Linked DNA regions of Homo sapiens: all the other regions are linked to region 1. A link is an interaction called in ENCODE POLR2A ChIA-PET data of the cell type or tissue named here. Cell type or tissue: HepG2. All regions are shown on one strand. Each heading gives the region's core, and the rest is flanking DNA. Links, peaks and the distances in the headings are about the cores only. Region 1 has its middle 37 kb from the start of EML4. Region 2 overlaps EML4 (EMAP like 4). Region 3 overlaps PKDCC (protein kinase domain containing, cytoplasmic).

What was found. ChIA-PET counts read pairs that join two places held together with the same protein. Peaks named below come from ENCODE experiments on the same cell type or tissue, not always from the same donor. Only the 100,000 strongest peaks of a DNase experiment are listed, where the experiment ranks them.
Region 2: POLR2A ChIA-PET joins it to region 1 with 6 read pairs; 6 of 35 experiments call an interaction of 5 or more read pairs at or near these places.
Region 3: POLR2A ChIA-PET joins it to region 1 with 7 read pairs; 6 of 35 experiments call an interaction of 5 or more read pairs at or near these places.

Annotation. Positions count from the first base shown.
Region 1 is chr2:42,128,694-42,136,325 of GRCh38, forward strand. No RefSeq gene overlaps it. Among named protein-coding and RNA genes, the nearest start is that of EML4, 37 kb to the right of the region's middle. RefSeq lists enhancers at 4,014-4,987, 4,988-5,959. In HepG2, for the core only: no CTCF peak of the experiment used is centred there; a DNase peak (open chromatin) is centred at 4,568.
Region 2 is chr2:42,237,738-42,245,369 of GRCh38, forward strand. All of the region lies in intron 1 of EML4 (EMAP like 4), which reads left to right. Among named protein-coding and RNA genes, the nearest start is that of EML4-AS1, 71 kb to the left of the region's middle. In HepG2, for the core only: a CTCF peak has its summit at 1,193 (motif pointing left); a DNase peak (open chromatin) is centred at 1,134.
Region 3 is chr2:42,053,372-42,059,999 of GRCh38, forward strand. PKDCC (protein kinase domain containing, cytoplasmic) reads left to right here. Exons shown (of 7, transcript NM_138370.3): 3 at 665-936; 4 at 1,570-1,649; 5 at 1,915-2,022; 6 at 3,850-4,023; 7 at 4,232-5,146. The coding sequence ends at 4,317. Among named protein-coding and RNA genes, the nearest start is that of PKDCC, 8.7 kb to the left of the region's middle. RefSeq lists enhancers at 1-139, 140-854, 4,722-5,222. In HepG2, for the core only: a CTCF peak has its summit at 1,625 (motif pointing left); DNase peaks (open chromatin) are centred at 520, 1,600 and 2,780; H3K4me3 peaks cover 807 bases.

The DNA of each region.
Region 1 (7,632 bases), core at 1,462-6,461:
ACACATGACTGATCTAAGCAGGCGCTAATTATGGAATGCCCCATTTTGGAGGAGGGGCTCCTCAGGAAATCCACAGGGAGATACAAACGGGCTTTCCAGAGCCAGCACTCACCCCAAAAATCTAACTGTTCTAAAAGGAATGTAGATTTCTTAAATCTGCATCATCTGTGACTGCTCCAGAGTTTGTGACTACCAGCTCCTAACCACGCATTCTGTTCCTATGCTTTGTTCCTGACCTTCAGGACCTTTGTGAAGCTTCCCGATGGCCTGATGGTAACAAACTCTCAAGCACATACACTTTAAGAATAATATATCCCTCTCAGAGCTACACCACTGAAAGGTGTTGCTTCAACAACAGAAAGATTTATTACTTTCTTCCCTCACAGAAAAACCGCAGGAATATTTCCTTCTTGACTGCAGCAGTGAGTTCCAAGTTTCATTAAAGAACCGGCCAGATGCTTCCTCCTAGCTTGCGTGGGAAGAAGTTAAGATAAAGAGCATTTGAAACTCTACCTCTGCACACCTGCCCCATACCTTATTCCCTTTTGACAGTTCTTCTTCCTGTTTCCCCAGGGTTGGGGATATAGAGCCATGTGACCTGCCTCCCCAGACAGCTGGGGCCCTGGAACCTCCCTGGCCCCTCACCCTCTGGTATTAATAATAGATGGCTCTTAGTGAGTTGCACATCTGCCATAAAGCAGGCACTACACTTTTCAAATTGTCTCAAATTCTTAACACCCAAACCGGAAAAGAGCTGTAATCTGAGTGTCTGCTGCTTGGACAGCCCTTGTAGTCATAACAGCAGAATCTATCCTTCTGCCTCTGTCACTGAAAAGCACCTTCCTCCAGTATATCTGCACACAGGGAGTAAGTTTCTTATTCCCAAAGCCAGTCCACACAGCAGCCTGTCCCTCTGCTCTTACCTGTCCCTAAACTCCACACTCAGCTGGGACCTCCGCTCACAGCACTGTGGGTCCTGCCCCAGGACTCAGGGCTGCCCTCTTCCCTTGACATGACACTGATGGTGGCCTCAGGGGTGTAGTAGGCAGAATAATGATCCCCAAAAATGTCCACATTCTGGAACCTGTGAATATCTTACCTTACATGGACTTTGCAGGTGTGATTAAGTTAAAGACCTTGAGATGGAGAGATGATCCTGGCTTATCCAGGTAAGCATGATGTAATCACAAGGATCCTCATGAGGGACAGAAGGAGGCAGGAGAGTCAGAATCAGAGAAAATGAGAGGATGGAAGCATAGGTCAGAGTGATGTGAGGCGGGAACCGAGGAACGCAGGCAACCTTCAGAAAAGGGCTAGAAAACTCCTTCTCCCCCAAAGCCTCGGGAATGAACGCAGCCCTGCCAACACCTGGATTTTAGGTCTTCTACCTCCAGATCAGGACAATAATGAATGTGTGGTTTTAAGTCACTAAATTTGTGGTAATTTGTTACACCAGCAGTAGGGAACTGATACAAGAGGTGACACAGGAATGACACATTGTTCTAGGTGCTAGAATAGAGCAGTAAACACAAATGACAAAAATTCAAGCCCTCACAGTGCTTACATTTTAATGGAACCCTCTTTTATGATATTCCCACTCAAAAGGGTTCACAATGTCTACCCCTCTTCCCCAAATAGGCTAATCTGTAATATATGGATAATCCACAGCAATACATTTTTCACAGTCTGAGTTACTCAGATAGGAATCATGCCACATAGTTAGATGATTCCCAAAATAATCCATAGTAGGCTTCATTTCTCCTTTTCTTATTCTTTTCAGGGTTCTTCCGCCAGCTTGAGGTCAACATATTCCTCCTCACTCTTCCTATGGTTTTCTGATCTCCTATGAGTAACTCTTAGATCTCTCTCTCTCTCTCGTTCTGTCTCTCTCTCTCACACACACACATGCACACACCCCAAAGACAATCATTCTCAACCTAATTCTGTATTAGTGAGGAGGTCTTTCTAAAGGCAACATATTCCATCCAACTAAATTAAAATATGACTTTGCTTTTGTTATTCAGAGTGGCTCCAGTCCCCTTTTTTTGGCCCCCCACCACCACTTATAGACTATGCCCTGGGCCTACCTGGCACTGGAAATGCTGCCCATCACTGTGCCTTTTTTTTTTTTTTTTTTTGAGACGGAGTTTCACTCTTGTTGCCCAGGCTGGAGTGCAATGGCACCATCTCGGCTCACCGCAACCTCTGCCTCCCAGGTTCTCCTGCCTCAGCCTCCCGAGTAGCTGGGATTATAGGCATGCACCACCACGCCTGGCTAATTTTGTATTTTTAATAGAGACGGGGTTTCTCCATGTTGGTCAGGCTGGTCTCAAACTCCCGACCTCAGGTGATCTGCCCGCCTCGCCTTCCAAAGTGCTGGGATTACAGGCGTGAGCCACTGGGCCCAGACCATCACTGTGCCTTTCTAAACAGAAGGCCTCCACTTGTGAGCATCACCCTGGCTATCCAGAGAACTGATAGAAGCTGAGTGGATGTGCTTTTTCGATACACTGAGCCACAGCAAATTCCTACCCAGGGCTTCCTCTCTACTAACAGTCCCTGCTAGAAGTGAATGAGAAACTCCCTTTTCCCCATCTATAGCAAGCCCTCTAGTGTCATGGGATTTTTCTTCTTTTAGTTACAGACAGGAATCCCCAAGTATAGGTACCTCCTTTTAATCATTTATAAACGATCCTCTCCTCCTCCTCTCTCATGGTCTTTTCCTAACAAAAAATGAGGACAATTCCAATTAAGCACAGGCACTTCAAGTGAATACTTTCGATTAAAACAAACTTTAACTCGGGCACAGAGGAATTTCAGAAGGAAGAATTGTTGCTGTAGACTCTGATTAAATTTGCCAAAAATAATAACGCTTGTGGTAGAGTAATTATTGTGATATAAAGAATAATACATTTCTTATATGCTGCCTAAGTACTAGGGACATGTGCTGAATATTTTACTTGTATTAGCTCATTTAATCCTCACCAATGAATTTAGGACTATTATTATTCACATTTTACATATGAAAAGATTGAGCTGTGAAGAGCTAAGAAAATTACTCCAAGATGACACTACTATTTAGTGGCAGAGCCAGGACTCAAACACAGGTTTGCCTGACAGCCAGACCCTAACCACCCTGCCATTCTGCTGTAGAATGCTTTTCCAGTTAGAAGCCTATCCAGGGTGGCACCTTCCATCTCTGTTTCCATTTTAAAGTGAAAATGCTGAAGGAGGAATGGAGGAAAAAAAGACAGGTTCATGACCAAAATTTGACCACTGTGAGAATTATGGATAGATAAGTAGAAACCTGAAAAGCCATGAACGACAACAACAAACTTTAAAAATCACATCGAATTGAGCAATGGTAAATGCAGAAATTTGGGATTTATGGTCGAAACTGGTGTAGGGACTGGTGGCAACATTTATTTGCAAAGCGTCAAGGACTGCCACCTCCATTTAGATGCCTTTACTACATGAAAGTCTAAAATACTCTAAAGAGAATCCCGGGAGAGGCTACAAGCCAAGAATCTTTGGCTTACAAAATAGTGGGGGCTGCTTCTTCCCAAGTTACCACGCACAGAAGCAAAACTTGGCAGTATCTGAAACAGAGGATTTTGATCCTGTTCCTACCATTGCTTCCAGAGAAGGAAGCAAAACAAACCACTGAGTTCTATCTACTCCGGCTCCTGAGCACCAAGACCCTGCTTGGAAGAGAATCTCACCTTGCCGTCTGCTCAGGAAAATCAGCCCCTCTAGAGGAAGCACCAAAAGACCTAAGTGCAGGGCTGGAGTTTCCTACCCCTTCTTATTTCCTGTGGAGTTCTGTTTCTTGAGGAAACTTTCCCCAAATAATCTAGCTGCCACTCTGACACCATTTTCATTGAGTAATTCATGGTGATGTCACGCCAACTAGGCACTAGGGGAAGCCCTGCTTTTATGGGTTGGCTCTTCATTTAGGAATTTTTATTTTTCTGACTTCCATCCCTTTTTCACTGGACTCCACTTTTTTTGAGGCAAGATGCCTGAGTGGTGAAGTGTTGCTTGCTTTTGAGAAAAGGAATTCCTTCTGGTTGAGAGGCAAATGGTTGAGTGAAGGCAAGATGCATGTCCTGTAATAGTACATCTTAATTGGAGAGCTGGCAAGAGAGGAAGGAGGTGTGGGCCTGCTGCGGGCTCTGTTATTCCTAATAGGGTTCATTGAGCTAAGCACGGAAGATGGGCTGGGGGCACTAGGACTAACAGCCACCCCCTGAAGACACAATCACGCATGCCTGGGGAGCTGACCACCTCCTTTTGACACCTGGACAGCCACATCTAACCCACATCCCCACGTTCCCGCCTTGCCTCTCAGCTGCTCTGTGCAGCAAGACAGCAAAGGCAAGTTTGGCAAAGCTCGCCTGTAAAAGCCTAATCCAAACAGCATGTCCGCTGAGCTCAGCGGGGTGACTCATGTGCAGTGATGTGTGAGGCCAGCGAGCAGAGATTAGGATCTGGCCCGCCCGCCAGCCTACCTTGCACTTCCTTTGATCAACTCTGATGGTTTTTAATTCTGCAGAAGCAGCTTCCTGCCAGCAGCAAGCAGCTCTCAGTGGCGGCTGGAGCTGCGTCTGTGCTGACCTACTTGTCAGTGGGGAGGGAGGCATGTGCTAATGGCACTGGGACATCCCGGGCTCACAGGCTACACGGAGCGAGAGGGCAGCCTCTTTTGCTGAGGTGCCCATGGTGACATCAGAAGCTTGCTCCTCAGCCAACACCAGCAAGGCCATGCGTGTGAGCAGCCTGGGCTCTGAACGTGCTGCTGGTATTGGTTAGAATCACGGGGTAATCAAGAAAAATGGGACTCTCCCTGGGGGACTCTTTTTGGGAAACTGGGGCATCTCTAAGGACGCCATCTGGCACAAAATGAAGCACTCTCTGGGTTCTTCAGAAGTACTCTTTTACATCTGTTTTGCTTGAAATGGAACACATTCGGAGTATATTACTTTTTTGAACCGCTCCTTCCCTGCTTGGTTGGAATGCGTTTGCCTCTTGATTCTTCCAAATCCCCTCGATTACCACTGCCAAGCAGAGCACCTGAAATCTGGTCTCCTGCTTTCTCATTCCCTCTCTTCCACGTCTCTCCTTTCTCTCTCTTTTCTCAGGAAGGATAGCAGTGATTCTAATCTTGGCTGCATGTTAGCACCACCCTGGGAAGGGGCTGTGGTTAAAAAAAATTCCCCAGTCCCAGGCTCTGCCCCAGATTAATTCAGAGTCCTGAGGGTAGGACCAGGCATTAGTACTGCTTAAAGCTCCTATTGTGGCCAGGCGCGGTGGCTCATGCCTGTAATCCTAGCACTTTGGGAGGCTGTGGCGGGCGGATTGCCTGATCTCAGGAGTTCGTGACCAGCCTGGGCAACACCGTGAAACCCCATCTCTACTAAAATGCAAAAAAATAGCCGGGCATGGCAGCACGCGCCTGTAGTCCCAGCTACTTGGGAGGCTGAGCCAGGAGAATCGCTTGAACCTGGGAGGCAGAAGTTGCAGTGAGCTGAGATTGCGCCATTGCACTCCAGCCTAGGCGACAGAGCGAGACTCCGTCTCCGAAAAAAAAAAAGAAAAGAAACGAAAAGAAAAAAGAAAAGCTCCCATTGTGCAGCCAAAGTTAGAAGTCATTGGGATCTTGGGGTTGTAGGCCATCAGCCAAAAGCCCTAACAATGGTTCTTATCTGTCCTCCCACCACCATTCAGAAGGGTCTAAGAAGTGATGTGTACTTTAACCACTTAAGGCAAAATATTATCTGGATGGGATAACTAGCCTACATATTAAGAAGAATTTCTTATTCCGATTAAAAGTATTTACCGGCTAGGTGCAGTGGCTCATGCCTATAATCCCAGAACTTTGGGAGGCCAAGGCAGGAGGACCGCTTGAGCCTAGGAATTCAAGACCAGCCTGGGCAACATAGTGAGACCCTTGTCTCTACAAAAAATAAAATAAAAAATTAGCCCAAGCATGGTGACGTGTGCCTGTGGTCTCAGCTACTCGGGAGGCTGAGGTGGGAGGATAGGATCGCTTGACTCTGGGAGGCGGAGGTTGCAGTGAGCCGAGATCACACCACTGCACTCCAGCCTGGGCCACAGAGGGACACTCCGTCTCAAAAAAAAAAAAAAAAAAAGTATTTACCATCCAACTGAGACTTAGCACAGACAGTGAATATGCGTGACTGAAATACAAAATAGATGAGTCTTAACAGACAAGTAGGGAATGATTCAGTACACAGAGCATGATCAACTGAATGGAAATTTCTGGAAAGCAGGTTTGTCTGTGGTGATGAAGGGTTGTGGGTAGGGCAATGAATAAAATAAAGACCCCTAGTTATATTTTAATTTCAGCTATAGAAAACTAATGCAATATTTGGGATATATTTATAATAAAAAATTCATTGTCTGAAATTCAAATTTGACGGGATGATCTGTGTTTTGTTTTGTTTTGTTTTGTGTTTTTGCTAAATCTGGAAATCCTAGTTTGGGTGGCAGGCTAGAGAGGAGAACCTCAGGCATTTGAGGGAGTGGTGGGTCTCATCTGTGTGGAACTGTCCCCCAGGGGCTGCAGGGAAAGCATACAGGCATTTGGGGTTGTCCCAAAAATTAGGGGTTGCTAGTGGCATTTGGCAGATGTGGATCAAGATGCTAAATATAGTACATTAGGTATAGTTCCAATGAAGTTTTGTTCTAATGAAGAATTGTCCCATCGTAAACACCAATAGCACCTAGACCAGTGCCACCTGCTGTACCATTTTACTGAGGACTGACTCTATCAGCCTCACATAGTTGATTCCCAGAAAGCAGTGCACCAGCTAGTCAGAGAGCTTCAGAACCTGCCCTCAAGGGAAGAGACAACCAACGTCCCAGGTATTTGCCCCAAAGCCTCCTATGGTCCAAACCAAGGCATATAGCTGGTCCACTGAAATGAACCCCTGAAACGAACTGCAAGCCTTCGAAGCTTACTCTGAGTACCACCTCCTTCAGGAAGCTTTCTTTTGACTGCTCCAATTTTCACTAATCTGTCTGCTCTGAGTACCACCTCCTTCAGGAAGCTTTCTTTTGACTGCTCCAATTTTCACTAATCTGTCTGCTCAATCCCTAAAACTCTTTTTCTTCTAATTTAACATTTGAACATATTCTGCTAATAGTTCCCTGTGTGCTAGCCTGTGAGTTTTTCTCTCCAACTAGCCTGGGTACTCAGGAAAGTGAGATCAACTTCTGGGTGGCCTTGGGTGTAGCTGACCTGTGCAAATAGGGGAGACAGTTGACATACAGATGAAAGGGGAGATGGGAAGCCATACAGAGGAAGGAGAAGATCAGGAACCAGAGATAAGATAATTCTGTAAATGGATACTAAATTGAAGTCTGGGCTTCCTGACAGCTCAATCAAAAAGTGAAACACAATTGGTTACATCACTCTTACTGTCTGAAAAAAGGAAGCAATATCAGCTCATGAGGAAATGTAATCTTTTCCCTCATGCTAAATTGTAAGTGAAATTTATTACATAGATCCTAAAAGACAGGATTCTGAGAAACAGAATGAGCAATGACTCCAATTGAGTTTTCAGAATATACAAAAAGGGTTTGTTTGTTTGTTTGTTTGTTTGTTTT
Region 2 (7,632 bases), core at 990-5,989, 110 kb after region 1:
TGTTATTAAGAAAGTCATAAGGAAAATTCATTTACTATTCATTAAATCAAAATGGATCGTCATAAGACCTTCCTCTTCGTCATCTCAACTACTCAACATGAGTTGAGTAGGTTGAGGAGGAAGAGGAGAGGTTGGCTTGCATTTTCCTGTTAAGTACTTAAGTATGAATAAGTTTTAAAAAGTGATTACTTATTGGTAGCATATAAGTTCAGAGTCAGGAATGATGGTTATGCCAAAAAACAACCAGTTGTCCATGTGGGTGTCTGAAATAGTGACACCTTTGTTTTCTGATAGTTCAGTATACACTTTATTTCATGCACAAAATTATTTTTTAAATACTGTATAAAATTACCTTCGGGACATGTATGTAAGATGTAAGTGGAACATAAATGAATTTTGTAGTTAGACTTGGATCCCCTCCACAAGATATCTCATTATGTATATGCAGATATTCCAAAATCTGAAAAATTTGAGACCTGAAACACTTCTGGTACCAAGCAATTCAGATAAGGGATACTCAACCTGTAATATGTTTTTAAAATAGAAGAGGTCCTCATTTTAGAGACTTCTCATATAAACAGTTCAAAAAGCTTAGTTATTCAATGTACCATAATATAGGAAATTAGATTGGAAAGGGAGCATTGCTATGGATAGGCATAGCTAATCCCAACTGCAAAGAGGTAAGGGGAAAAGTAGAAAGAAAGATTAGAAAACCAAAAATGTGGTCTGGTGCAGTGGCTCATGCCTGTAATTCCAGCACTTTGGGAGGCTGAGAGGGGAGGATTGCTTGAGGATGGGAATTCAAGACCAGCTTGGGCAATATTGTGAGACCCATCTCTACAAAAAAGAAAATTAAAAATGTAATTTTGTTTTTATTTTTTTATTTTTTATTTTTTTGGCAATAGGGTCTTACTCTTTTGCCCAGGCTGGAGTGCAAGGGTGCAGTTATAGCTCACTGCAGCCTTGAACTGGGCTCAGACAATTCTACTGCCTCAGCCCCTGAATTACAAGCATGTGCCACCACACCTGGCTAACTTTTAAAAAATTGTTATTTATTTGTTTTAAAGACAGGGTCTTGCTCTGTCACGCAGACTTGAGTGCAGTGGCACAGTCATGCCTTACTGCAGCCGTGACCTCTTAGGCTCAAGTGATCCTCCTGCCTCAGGACTGGGACTATAGGTGTGTGCTGCCACCCCCTGGCTAATTTTTTTTGTAGAGACAGGGTCACCCTAGGTTGCCCAGGCTGGTCTTGAACTCCTCGGCTCACGCAATCATCCTGCCTCAACGTCTCAAAAGTGCTGAATTATAGGCCTGAGCCATGGTTCTCAATTATTTAATTAGAAGTATAATAGCCTCTAGGGCATCATTTCACCACAGTGCTTGCAGCGTAGTAATTAATATTCTAAATGAAGACTGAGTCACCAAGAAGTGGTTACATTATGATGGTGTGCCCCCACTAAGAAAACAAGACAGTAAGTATTCTGTTTTAGAAAGATATAAAATCGGTAAAATCCAAAGGTACTAGAATGTGTAGGCATGTCTTATTCTGATATGATACTGGATTGCCAACTTTTGGATATTTATAATGAAACACAATATACTTACCTTTGCAAAGGTGACACATTTCTCAACAGTTCAGAAAAAAATTAACTGTGATTCAGTGTAATAAAAGCATAATGAATAGCTATCATTGTATTCTTTAAACTGTAATATTTCAAACTTTATAAAGTTTACGAAGTCACATGTAGATTTCCTTGTATTTCTAAAAAGAGACTGACTCATGCCGGTAAATAGATCAGACTGATAGTGAGAGGTTTCTGGATCTCCGTTTTCTCTTCATTCTTTACTTTTTTTCTTAATGAGTTCAAAAATGCTTGAGAATTCATTTGTATTTCATATTTTAACCTTCAAAGCTGGAAACTATTTTGAGAAGGGGCAACAATTTTTAAAAACCAGGGGGCAATTAGAAAAAATGTTTAAAGGGAGGGGATTACCATTTTTAGCTTATACTCCTACTCTATAATAAAGGCGGCGGGGGGTGGGGTGTAAGGAAAATGATCTAATCTACTTGATCAAGAAAAGGGAATGTTAATAGCCCTCAGAAAATATATTCATTTACTGAACAGTTATATCCCTTAGTTTATTGTGAATGAGAATGGGGGCATCTTAGAGATTGGGAGGGAAAAAAAATAAGAGCAAAGTTTTCAAAATGGAAAGAACAAGAGCAATGCATAATATAGTCATCAGAGGAAGGAACTCTGACTCGTTTGCTGTGTGGCCATGGGTAACTCACCTGATGTCTCAGAGTCTTAGTTTACTTATTTATAAAATGATGAGAGGGGTTGTTGGACTTCAAGATAGTGTCTGTTCTTGTTTTAGTAATCTATGATAGAAATTTAAGTTATTTGCATTCTCCTTTGCTATGTTCCTTATAACACTGGAACACTGTAACTGGAGGAAACTTGTTTTAAGAAGTTAAGCTTCAGAAGCAATGCATTTTACCTTAAAGGGCATAAATTAATACACATTTTTATTGTGAAATTCGAATAATACAGGAATACATACACTAAAAAGCAAAAATTTATTTTTATTTCCTCTTTTCTAATCTTACCTTCCTAGCCAGAGGTAACCCAGTTACCAGTTTGATGTGTGTACTTCACAACTTCTTTCTGTGTACATTATATATACATATGTGTGTGTGTATATGTGTGTTTTTTGTGTTAATTTTTTAAAAGTGTGTTTTGGTGTGTGTCTATCAATTATTCAGTACATATTGTTTTGCAGTTTGCTTATCCACTTAAGTCATCTTGTAGATTTTTCAAATTTTTAGCTTATGCTCCTACTCTGTTATTTTAAATTATTCCATGATATTCTATGGTATGGACATATTACAGCTTATTTAACCTCATCCTTAGACTTCAGGTCATTTCTAATTTTGTGGCAATAATAAACAGTGCAATAAAGAACATCACTATAGGATAGCAACTTACTGAAAGCATCCTGTATTGCCATGCCATGCATTATTTCATCTAATCATCCCAAGCCTGATGTAAGTACCAGTTCACATGAGTAAATTACACGTGAAGAAAGCAGTCACAGAGTTGGTAAATAGCAAACAGATGGCCGGGCGTGGTGGCTCACACCTGTAATCCCAGCACTTTGGGAGGCCAAGGCAGGCAGATAGATCCCTTGAGGTCAGGAGTTTGAGACCAGCCTGACCAACATGGCAAAACTCCATATCTACAAAAAAATAAAAGTTAGCTGGGTGTGGTGGCATGCGCCTCTGTAATCTCCCAGCTACTCCGAGCCTCAGCTAATAGAATCTGAGGCAGGAGAATCTCTTGAACCCATGAGGCGGAGGTTGCAGTGAGATTGCACCACTGCACTCCAGCCTGGTCGACAGAGTGAGTCTCAAAGAAAAAAAAAAAGCAAACAGATAGATGTATTTAGTCAGTGTAATACCAGAGTTAATGCACTATTCTACCACAGCTTTTATTGAATTCTCAAAGAAATTCATGCCCCTGAAAGGGTTAAGAGCCAGGATTTTAGACAGGAAGGAATTAGAGCTGTGAGGAACTCTGGTGATAACTACTATGCTCTGTTACATTGCCATTGCTTGTTGCCTTGGCTATAGTGACCCTGTAATTGATCATCCAAGTCAGGGAACTTGAGAGTGAAAGAGGGGGCATTATGATAATATTTATACTGAGATAGGAGACATACTTGTTCTGGAGAAACTGAGATACTTGAACATGTTAACCCTAACATAGGCCATCATCACCTTTCACATGGGTTACTGCAACAGCCTCCTGTCTGTTCTTGTGTTTACTCTTATCCTGTTCCAATCTATTTTCACACAGCGACCAAAATGATCTTCCTGAAACAAAAAACGGATTAAATCACTCAGTAGTTTAAGCCCCTTGCGTGGCTTTGTGAAAGGATGTATTTGTTTGGTCCTCATGTGATTATTGTTAGAATGCAGCATAGAATAAAATAAAAGGCACATAAGGTGAGAGTCAAAAGACTTGTCTTTGAGTCTGAGATACCTAGATTAGTTTGGTGACCTTGAGCAAGTTATTTAGTTTGAGCTATTTCCTCCAGTGTAAAATATAGATTGTGTGTGTATGTGTGTGTGTCGGGGGGGGGAAGCTGAGGTAATAAATATGAAAGGCACAATATAAATGCAGGCAATTGTTAACTTTGTATATGTTATGCCCTTTGAAAAATTGTTCTTGTGTCTCACAGTGTCTATCAGGGTTTGGTAGGAATTTTACAAGCTGAACCACCTTTCTTGTCACTATCCAAGTTTCACACAACTTAAACACCTTAGTCATTTTTTAAAAAATCAAAGTTTGTAAAAGTTTGCTGAAGGTAAGTTACCAAGCTGGTACTAAAACCTAGCACCCTAACCTTGGCATTATAGCCTGATGATCTAGTAGTTCAGCTGCCTTCCCAGAATAATTAAGCAGGTTATATGTTTACAAAAATCATATAAGCATTTTATCTGTGGTCATAATATAAAGATATAGCTCATCTTTCATGAATTGAGAACATTTTAGAAAAATATATCCATATAGTTTACTGACTTAATCGCGGCCTTTGGTTTACAAATAATGGCTTGCAAAAAGTGAATTTATTACGTTACATAATTAGCTGGGAGGAATATTGGAGCAGCTCTCAGAATTGAAGGGCCAAGGCTTCAGAGAGTATAACTGGAACACAAGGTAGTTAGAACCACCTTTATTTTTGACAGTCCTAGGGTGACATCCTGGTAGCTGGAGAACCAAGGTGGATGGGCTATAACTCTACCTCTGGGAAATTCAAGAGGGCTTCATTTGGCCTATCCTGTATCTCATGACTACTACTCCTGTGGTAGTATTAGACTGAGCCATATTAACTAACTCACTTCCTTCCTCCCTCCCTCTCTCCTTTCCTCCCTCCCTTCCTTCCCTTTTTTCTCTTTTCTTTTCTTTCCTTTTCTTTTCTCTTCTCTTCTCGTCTCGTCTCGTCTCTTCTTTTTTTCTCTTTTCTTTTTTCTTTTCTTTCTGATAGGGTCTTCCTCTGTCACCCAGGTTTAAGTGCAGTGGTGTAATTAAAACTCACTGAATCCTTGAATTAAACCCATCTTTGACTGGGTTTAAGTGAGCCTCCCATTTCACTTTTCTGAGTAGCTGGGACTACAAACACGTGCCACCATGCCCAGCTAATTTTTTCCATTTTTGTAGACATGGGTTCTCACTACGTTGCCCAGGCTGGTCTCGAACTCCTGGGATCAAGCGATCCGCCCACCTTGGCCTCCCTAAGTGCTAGGATTACAGTCGTGACCTGCCTTGTCCAGCTGAAATTTCTAGTAGTAATATTTATACAACTGAAAAGGTCATTTTATATGGTTCAGTCTCATAGTATGGGGCGCAGAGGGTAAAGTGAAGCATCATAGATTGACAGCTCTACTAGGACCAAGAAATATGGTGGAGTTTCACAAAAGACAAGAGTGGCTATTCTTCCTGTGAGAAGAAGGAGAATAGGAAAGAATTTTGGGTAGAAAGAATAGTGACCATAGTCTAACATACTTACAAAGAATATAGATCAGCTAGAATTCAGCTAGACCACCGTGGAAGTGAAAAATACTTAAAATATAAAAATTTCTAAGGCGAGAGACTGAATTGTTCTTATCATTCCTTAAGCATCTCAGAGTTGGACACATGTGCCTTTAAGTAACAAATGTGCTCAAAGTTTTCAAATTGTAACTTTTGTACTTTGTACATATCCTAGGCACACCCTCCTTAAAACAATCCTATTTAAAGGTGAAGAAATTAATGCTCAAAGAACTTGCCTAAGATTATGTAACTAGTTAATATGGAACCAGAATTTGAAGTCTAGATTAAAGATGAAACCCAACTTTTCCTTCAATATCTACGTCTCAAAGATAAGACTGTCAGTGAAATACCAGTAAAGACAGAAGAGAGTACATGTGTATGCATGGGAGGTCTGGTGGTGTATATCATCTTAAATATGAAATATGAATATTGTTTACTGTTCCATAATGTAATGGTGATAGCTTTGGTTTTTTAAATGTTGTGGTGGTGGTTTTAAACTTTGAATTAAATTAAGTTCCATAGCATATTATCTCAGTGTGAGAAAAAAACAGTACATTCTGCCTTATTGTCTGAATGACTGAAACAGTCATTTAAATGATCTCAGTGTGGTCCAAACAGCTCTTACATTAGAATCTAAAACTTGCCCTCAGTGTAAGCCAACGGTGTTTTTAACAGTTAGTTATTTCCCTGAATTTTCCTGCTTATACTGAATGAACCAATAGCAATTAATGTTTTTTTTGTTTTTTGTTTTTTGTTTTTGTTTTTTGTTTTTTTTTTTTTTTTGAGACGGGGTCTTGCTCTGTTGCCAGGCTGGAGTGCAGTGGCGTGATCTCGGCTCACTGCAACCTTTGCCTCCTGGGTTCAAGCAATTCTCCTGCCTCAGCCTCCCAAGTAGCTGGGACTACAGGCACACGCCACCAAGCCCGGCTAATTTTTTGTATTTTAATAGAGACTGGATTTCACCTTGTTGGCCAGGATGGTCTCGATCTCCTGACCTCATGATCTGCCCTCCTCAGCCTCCCAAAGTGCTGGGATTACAGGCATGAGCCACCGCGCCCAGCCAGCAATTGATGTTTCTATATGTTTGGATTCTTATTGACCCAACAAATACAGTAGTATAGTCTAAAGTTACATAACTTTGCAAGTCCTTTGTAATTGCTGTGGTATAGCTAAGCCTTATTTGAATAGTCTTTCTCTTGTTGCTGTTACATACCTAAGGCAAATATTAAGTATTTACTTCATAAAAACCTTTTTTTAAGAGAGGTTGTGGTGTTAGGTGGAGAGAAGGAGCAGCAAAAGGTCTTTTGTTAATTACATAGCAATACCGAGTTCTGTGGGGTGTGGGAGAGTATGATAGTAAAAAGTAAAGTAGTAAAGATGCTTCCTCATCATTGTTGGTTAAGGTGATAGACTCCCTATCTGATACATAAAACCAAACAAGTGATTTATATGCCTTTTCTGTTTTCATAGAGAACTGTGATAATAATGTAATTAAGAAAGGTTAAATAGTTTGCTGTCTTGGAAGTTTCCTGATGTCTACAAGATGATGTATTTAGGGAGCCTTTTCGTGAGAAAACCAATTAAGATGATGTTGTAAAAATAGGGGAAATTTGACCGTGGGGACAATTGTCACCATTTTAATGATTTGTGAAGTTTATTAACTTATTTTAAATTAAGATAGCTATAAAAGTCTTTATAGAAGTTAATATGTGTCAACATGATGAGATGTTATGGAGTTTTTTGTTTTGAAATTTTCTTTCTTTTTTTTTTTTTTTTTTGAGACAGACTCTTGCTCTGTTGCCCAGACTAGAGTGCAGTGGTGCAATCTCAGCTCACTGCACCCTCCACCTCCGGGGTTCACATGATTCTTGTGCCTCAGCCTCCCAAATAGCTGGGATTACAGGAGCGCATCATCATGCCTGGCTAATTTTTTGTGGTGTTAGTAGAGACGGGGTTTCACCATGTTGGCCATGCTGGTCTCCAACTCCTGACCTCAGGTGATCTGCCTCTCTTGGCCCCTCAAAGTTCTGGAAGT
Region 3 (6,628 bases), core at 347-5,346, 76 kb before region 1:
AGGAGGGCTCGGGCCCTGGGCTCCTTGCTAGGATGGTTCTGCCTTAGAAGGCCAGCCCTCCAAAGCAGCTCCCACTCCTCCTCCACCCAGGGAGAGGGAGGGGAGGAAGGCGCACAGGCTGACTCAGCCACCGGCCAAAGGGTTCAAAAAAGAAGCAAGACTTAAAGGATCCCGACATGCTGTGCTCTTGCCCTCCTCACCCCTCCTTGTGCGCGTGTACACACCAGCTTGTGGGGGCTGGCACCTTAAAGAGGGGAGCACTCACACACTCACACTCAGCCTGACTGCAGGAGGGCCAGTGTCCTAGAACTAGGAAAGACCTTAATACCATCCTGACCCTCCCGATATTTCCATACACTGAACTAAAACAACATTCAGGATGCAACTTCAGGGAAGAGATGCATTATCCCCAGACCCTCGCTGCTGCAGTTTCCCACCCACTCCATATCATTTCCAGGGTCAGGCCAGCCGAGAGTTAATAGAAAATCACTGGCCTCCTCTCTAAGGCTGCTGACCTTGGCCTTTGTGGAGCCCTGGGGCCTATAGAAGAGAAGTGCCAACCCCCACAAGCAAAGTTCAGATTCCAAGAGGAGGGTGCCCTCGAGTCCCACAGACCCCCAACCCAGGAGAAAAGCAGTGAGCAGTCTTTTCTTGTGCCCCTCAGATCTGCCTGAGCCTGGGCCGCCTCCTCCACCACCTGGCCCACTCCCCACTGGGCTCCGTCACTCTGCTGGACTTCCGCCCTCGGCAGTTTGTGCTGGTGGATGGGGAGCTCAAAGTGACGGACCTGGATGACGCACGTGTGGAGGAGACGCCGTGTGCAGGCAGCACCGACTGCATACTCGAGTTTCCGGCCAGGAACTTCACCCTGCCCTGCTCAGCCCAGGGCTGGTGCGAGGGCATGAACGAGAAGCGGAACCTCTATAATGCCTACAGGTGACCTCCACCCCTGACTCGGGAACTCCATCGAAGGAGAATGGGCCAGGAGGGCATGGCAGGAAGAGAGCCAACGTGGAGGCCAGCTGGGCAGGGAGACTCAGCCTTGACCAGAGCAAGGGAAGGCTTCTACCCTGTCCAGAAGGGAACATTCAGGCCTCTGATGGAGAGGCTAAAAATAGACAGCTCCAAGGAGAATCCGGGTTAGGGGGTGGCAGCTGGAGGCTTCTTAAAATAGTGTTGGACTCGGAGCCTAGGGCTGGTGGAACTGGCACTTTTCCCTTCCCACCCAGGCCCTTGTGCTCTGGGAAATTCCTCACTGGGCCCCAGCCATGGGGCTGCTCCGACACCGGGAGTCAGTCAGGGGATAATGTGGGGCTGGGAGGTGGGCAAGTCCTGGGAAGGGTTGGGAAGCAGGCCCCTGGTTTCGGTTAGTATGAAGTTAGGTGTGGTGTTAGCATGTGCCCAGAACCCTCCCCCGAGGCTGAGTAGACTTCACTGCGTTCTGCCTGGTTGCTAGGCCTGAGGGATCCGGCTCCCTGGCCAGGTTAGCGTTCTGCCCCAGGTTGGAATAGAGGAAGGATGTGTCTCCAAAGGCTGGATTCCTGAGCCACTGGTTTCCCTCTGCCACAGGTTTTTCTTCACATACCTCCTGCCTCACAGTGCCCCGCCTTCACTGCGTCCTCTGCTGGACAGCATCGTCAACGCCACAGGTGAGCTCTCCAGGGCCCATCTGCTTCCAGGCACCTACCCCACCCCCACCCGCCAGCAAAAGTGGGGAGAAAAATAACCCAGGGCAGCAGGGGTTCTAGAAACCATCACTTCCTAAGGTGGCATTCTGCCGCAACCTCCCCGCTCCCCCGCCCTCTGTTCACTGGGGCACAGGCTCTGGAGGCAGAGGTGGGAGCAGCTGGCTGCTGACTTCAGGGAGGAGTGGGAGCCCCAGGCATCCTGTCTTAGCCACACTGCACTCTGCAGGAGAGCTCGCCTGGGGGGTGGACGAGACCCTGGCCCAGCTGGAGAAGGTGCTGCACCTGTACCGGAGCGGGCAGTATCTGCAGAACTCCACGGCAAGCAGCAGTACCGGTGAGTGGCCCCAAGCTGATCCACAGGGAAGCAAGAAACAGGTGGGAGGGTGAATGACCCCGCCCAATTAGGCTAAGTGGCTCACCCTTTCTCTGGGGACCCTTGTCTCCAAAGGCCACTGTAGGGGCTCACATAGAATCATGGAGGGGCTGACATGGACTAATTTGAGGTTCCATCTCTAGCTGAGCTAGAGCAACTATAATTCTGCCTTCAACCTGGGGTTGGGCACTGATACCCCTACTCTGGATGGCTCCAAACCCTATCATGTACTGGCTATATGACTTTGAGCAAGTTACCCCTTGAACCTCACTTTCCTCATCTGTGAATTGGGTTCACTATTACCCACCTCACCAAATTCTTATGGGAATTAAATGTCAGGTGAAATGTGTGAAAGCAATTAGTGCAGTTCCTATGACACAGCTGGAACGCAGTATATGTTTGCTTCCCTTTCCTTCCTCTAACCTCCCGGGGCTAGAAGGGCACTGCATGTTAGGGAAGGCACACACTGAAACCAGCCAAGAAGCCCCAGGGCAGGGGGAGAATTCTGGCCACTGGTTTCAGGCTGTGGTCCTTCTGCTGAAGCCCTGGGGTTTAGCTGGGGTTGGCAGGGGTTGAGGGGTGAGCAGGTTTCATATTCAAGGAGTTCTGGCTAGTCTTAGGGGTGGGGGAGCCCTGTTAGCCCTGTAAATAAAGTTTAACGAGGTGAACAATGGCTGGCTCTGTCCCTGAGGATGCTGTTTATGGGGCTGTAAATCACAGTCAGCCCTGGACTTTGGTCTAGTCCCTGGTAGAAGGAGGCAGGAGGGTGGGGTGGCCAGAGGCCCAGGGCTTCTGCATTATCAGTCCAGAGCTGGGGCTCTCCAGGCAGTGGGAAAGACAGGAGCAAACAAGAGGCCAGCAGCTGAGGAGCTCACTGATTGTGAGTTTTCAGAGCTTCTGAGGCTCTCTCTGTAGAATGAGATCTCAGATTTTCCCTCCAGCCCCCTCCCCACTCTAGCCATGGATTTTTTGCATTTTAGTCCATTTGCATGCCTCTTAACTTCAAAAACCCCGACTCCCTTCCATCCCAGGCCCTTCTGAGGAACTTGCCTAACTTCTCTCCCCAAGGCCAGGAGAAAATGTGAATGAGGGTTGCTCTGAACCCTTGCAGGCCACACTGGATGCTGGTTAGAAGTACAGATTCTCAGTTCTACCCCAGACCTACAGAATCAGAATCTTCATTTGGTTGGGCATGGTGGCTTACACCTGTAATCCCAGCACTTCGGGAGGCTGAGATGGGAGGATCCCTTGAGCCCAGGATTTCAAGGCTGTAGTAAGCTATGATTGTGTCACTGCACTCTAGTCTAGGCAACAGAGTGAGACCCCATCAAAAAAAAAAAGAAAAAAAAAGAAAAGAAAAAGAATCTGCATTTTAACAAGAGTCCTTGGTAATTCACATGCACATTGAAGTTTGAGAAGCCTGGCTCCAACTGTCTAAAATGTCCTGGCCTCAGCAATTAGCCTAGACAGCTGGGACTCCATGTGTCCCTGTATATGTCTGTACCCCTTTCATGTGCCTGCTATCTTGTACTGCCTGACCAAGCTATGTGCCCTTAGATTTGGGAAATATGTATCTCCTGAAAATCAAGTCTGTGCTTTGTCTTTATTGAGCAGTCAGCCCTGTTTCAACAGTGGTAGCTGCCTTCATCTGCGTGCTAGAGGGCTGGGCTGGACTTCAGCTTTCACCTAGGAAATGAGTCTTGCTGCCCTTTCCAGAAAGTGACACATCCTTGGGCACTCAAACCTGGGCATACAGAATTCTCATTTTACTCCATCCCCAACCCACAGAGTACCAGTGTATCCCAGACAGCACCATCCCCCAGGAAGACTACCGCTGCTGGCCATCCTACCACCACGGGAGCTGCCTCCTTTCAGTGTTCAACCTGGCTGAGGCTGTGGATGTCTGTGAGAGCCATGCCCAGTGTCGGGCCTTTGTGGTCACCAACCAGACCACCTGGACAGGTGAGCCAGTGGGAGAAGCCCTTCCAAGGGAGATGGCAGGACCTCTCTGGAGGTTGATAGATAGTGATCCCCCATCGGAAGTCAGAGGGGGTGCTGAGGTGATGAGAGAGAGGTATACGTGTCTTCAAGGCAGTCAAATTAGGGAGAATGGTCTTGCCTCCAGAAAGAGAAACATCCAGCCCTGTTACCTCTCACCTCTGCCCCCCAGGTCGGCAGCTGGTCTTTTTCAAGACTGGATGGAGCCAAGTGGTCCCTGATCCCAACAAGACCACATATGTGAAGGCCTCTGGCTGACCTATCTGAGGGCTCGGCTGACCAGCTGACTATCCTCAGCAGCTGGGCTTGCCTGTGGAGGGAGTGACTTGCACTGGCAGCACTGCATGTCACCTGGGAACCCCTGCAGACAAAGCTAACATCCCAGACAGACAGATGTGACCAGGACAAACGTGCAATAATGCCAAATGTTAAAATGTGAGTTTACCAGCCTAGCTATGGGACTGCTGGCTCCTAGTCCAGGAATCATGGGGGTATGACTGCCTCTCCAACCCTGTGGGCTGTAAGCAAGCTCAGGCTAGTCTCCCCACTGGGGGCTGTGCCCCTCCCTGGGACGGTTCCGTGGGCAGCCCCATCACTGTGTTCAATAGTGTGAGAATGTAGCTAAAGCCCCTGCTGCTGCTGCTGCACATGCCACAGCAGGCGGTGGGGGCTGCGTGGGGACAATCCATCGTGGAGTGTTCTCTCAGCTTAGGTCTGGACAGGAGACTTGGCGGGAGATGCTCCAGGATGTGGGTGATTCTGTACCTGGGGAGGCTATCTCTGACCTCCCGACAGGGGACACTCCCAGGCCAGCCCAGGGGTCAGGGGCAGAGGTGCACACCTCAGCATGAGCCAAGACTGGGGTCAGGGAGCAGGTGTGGTTTGAGCCAGGACCTGGGGCGGGGGTGGGGCCGGGGCCTTTCTGCCTCATTTGCTTTCAATGAAAGCCTCAAAGCAGCCAAAACCAGGCTTTCCCCCTTCCTCGAGTTTGAATATCCAGAATCTTTTGTACTTCTTGTTGGTTAAATTGTTTATTTTTGTAAAAAATAAAATAAAATTAGTTAATAAAATGATGTTTCACAGCAAACTCTTCCCTAATGACAGTTTCTTAGGTTGTGACTTCTTGGTCCTCAGTTATATCCTTGGTATATGTTTGTGGGGATGCATGTGTCACAGGGGAAGATGAGTGAAATCTCAGCAGCAAACCCTGAAGTCATCACAAAGTGTTTTCAGGCCCTGCTCCCACCCATGGTGCCCACCTCCTGCTGGGTCTTCCACATCGTGTCCCCAAAAAAGACATGGGGACTCCCTTTTCCCCCAAGGAAGTTCTCATTTTTACAGACCGGCTTCTTATGTATGAAGCCCTAACCCAGTGGAATAATGTCCTCATGGTGAGATGTCAGCCATGAAGGGGTCACAAGGAGCACCCGAACAACCTGCAGGTGGGTCAGCTTTACCTCTGCCCAGGGTTGGACCTGGCCTGGGCCCACCACAAGGTCATGGGCACTAAGCTTTTCTGAGTCTTTCCCTGAACATGAAATATATGAACATTCAGAAGAAAGGAGGGTCTGTGGAAAGACCAGCTTCCACTTTGTCAATTTTAGGAGGGAAGGTCTAGCTGGGCTATATCGAAGTCCAGAGCAAAAACAAGAACCTGCGGGTTTAGGATCACACGGAGGCCAGAGAGCTCCGCCATGAATGCAGGGCTTCTGACTTGAAACCCATATCTTCTCTCCTATACACCATTCTACTTTTAGAATATTCTGGATGGGCACAAACCTTTGGAGGCTTTAAAAAGAATAACCAAACTTTAACCTGATTTCTCCTCAACAGACGTGGTTGGTGTAATTTGTCACATAACAAGATGTCCCTGTAGTTCGAGGTGACTGAGGAGCCGTATTTGCTCTGCAGCCCTAGTCATAGTCGCCGCTCTGACCCTCAGGGTTGCAGCTCACCACTGCCATCCCCAGCCCACACACCCCACATCTTGCCTCTGGTGTTGGGCTTGTTGATTGTGGGATTGTGGGTGGAGGGGAGAGGCAGAGCCTCCACAAAGCCTCACACCATGACAATGCAGCCAAATCCTGCCATGCTCACCACCCTCAGACCATCCTTAACCCTCGAAGGAGGACCTCAGCTTCCATCACCCTCGGGCCTCCTTCCCTAGCTGAACTCACTCCATGCAACATGCATAGCCCACCCCACGCAATCCAGTACTGGACTTTACACAATCCTCTATTACCCTCCAACAGTCATATGGCCTGTGGGGCTCTGAGGGCCGGAGGAACCGCATCCACCAAGGAGGCACAAGGCGGGGCCAGAAGTGATGAGAACCTGAGGGGAGGGGGCTGGGCCAGGAAGTTTGCGAGGGCTGCACAGTCCAGAGGGACCCAAGGACCCAGTAATAACCAGGAGAGAGGCCCGCAGGGCTCAGGAACCACAGGACTCTGGGGAAAAAGACCAAAGTGAACCAAGTACTGCCTTCCTGGCTTTGAGAGATTTCCAGACGAGGGGTTCACCAGCCCCTGGAGAGGGACAGAGGGAAATAATACTTCCAGAGGACCAGGCT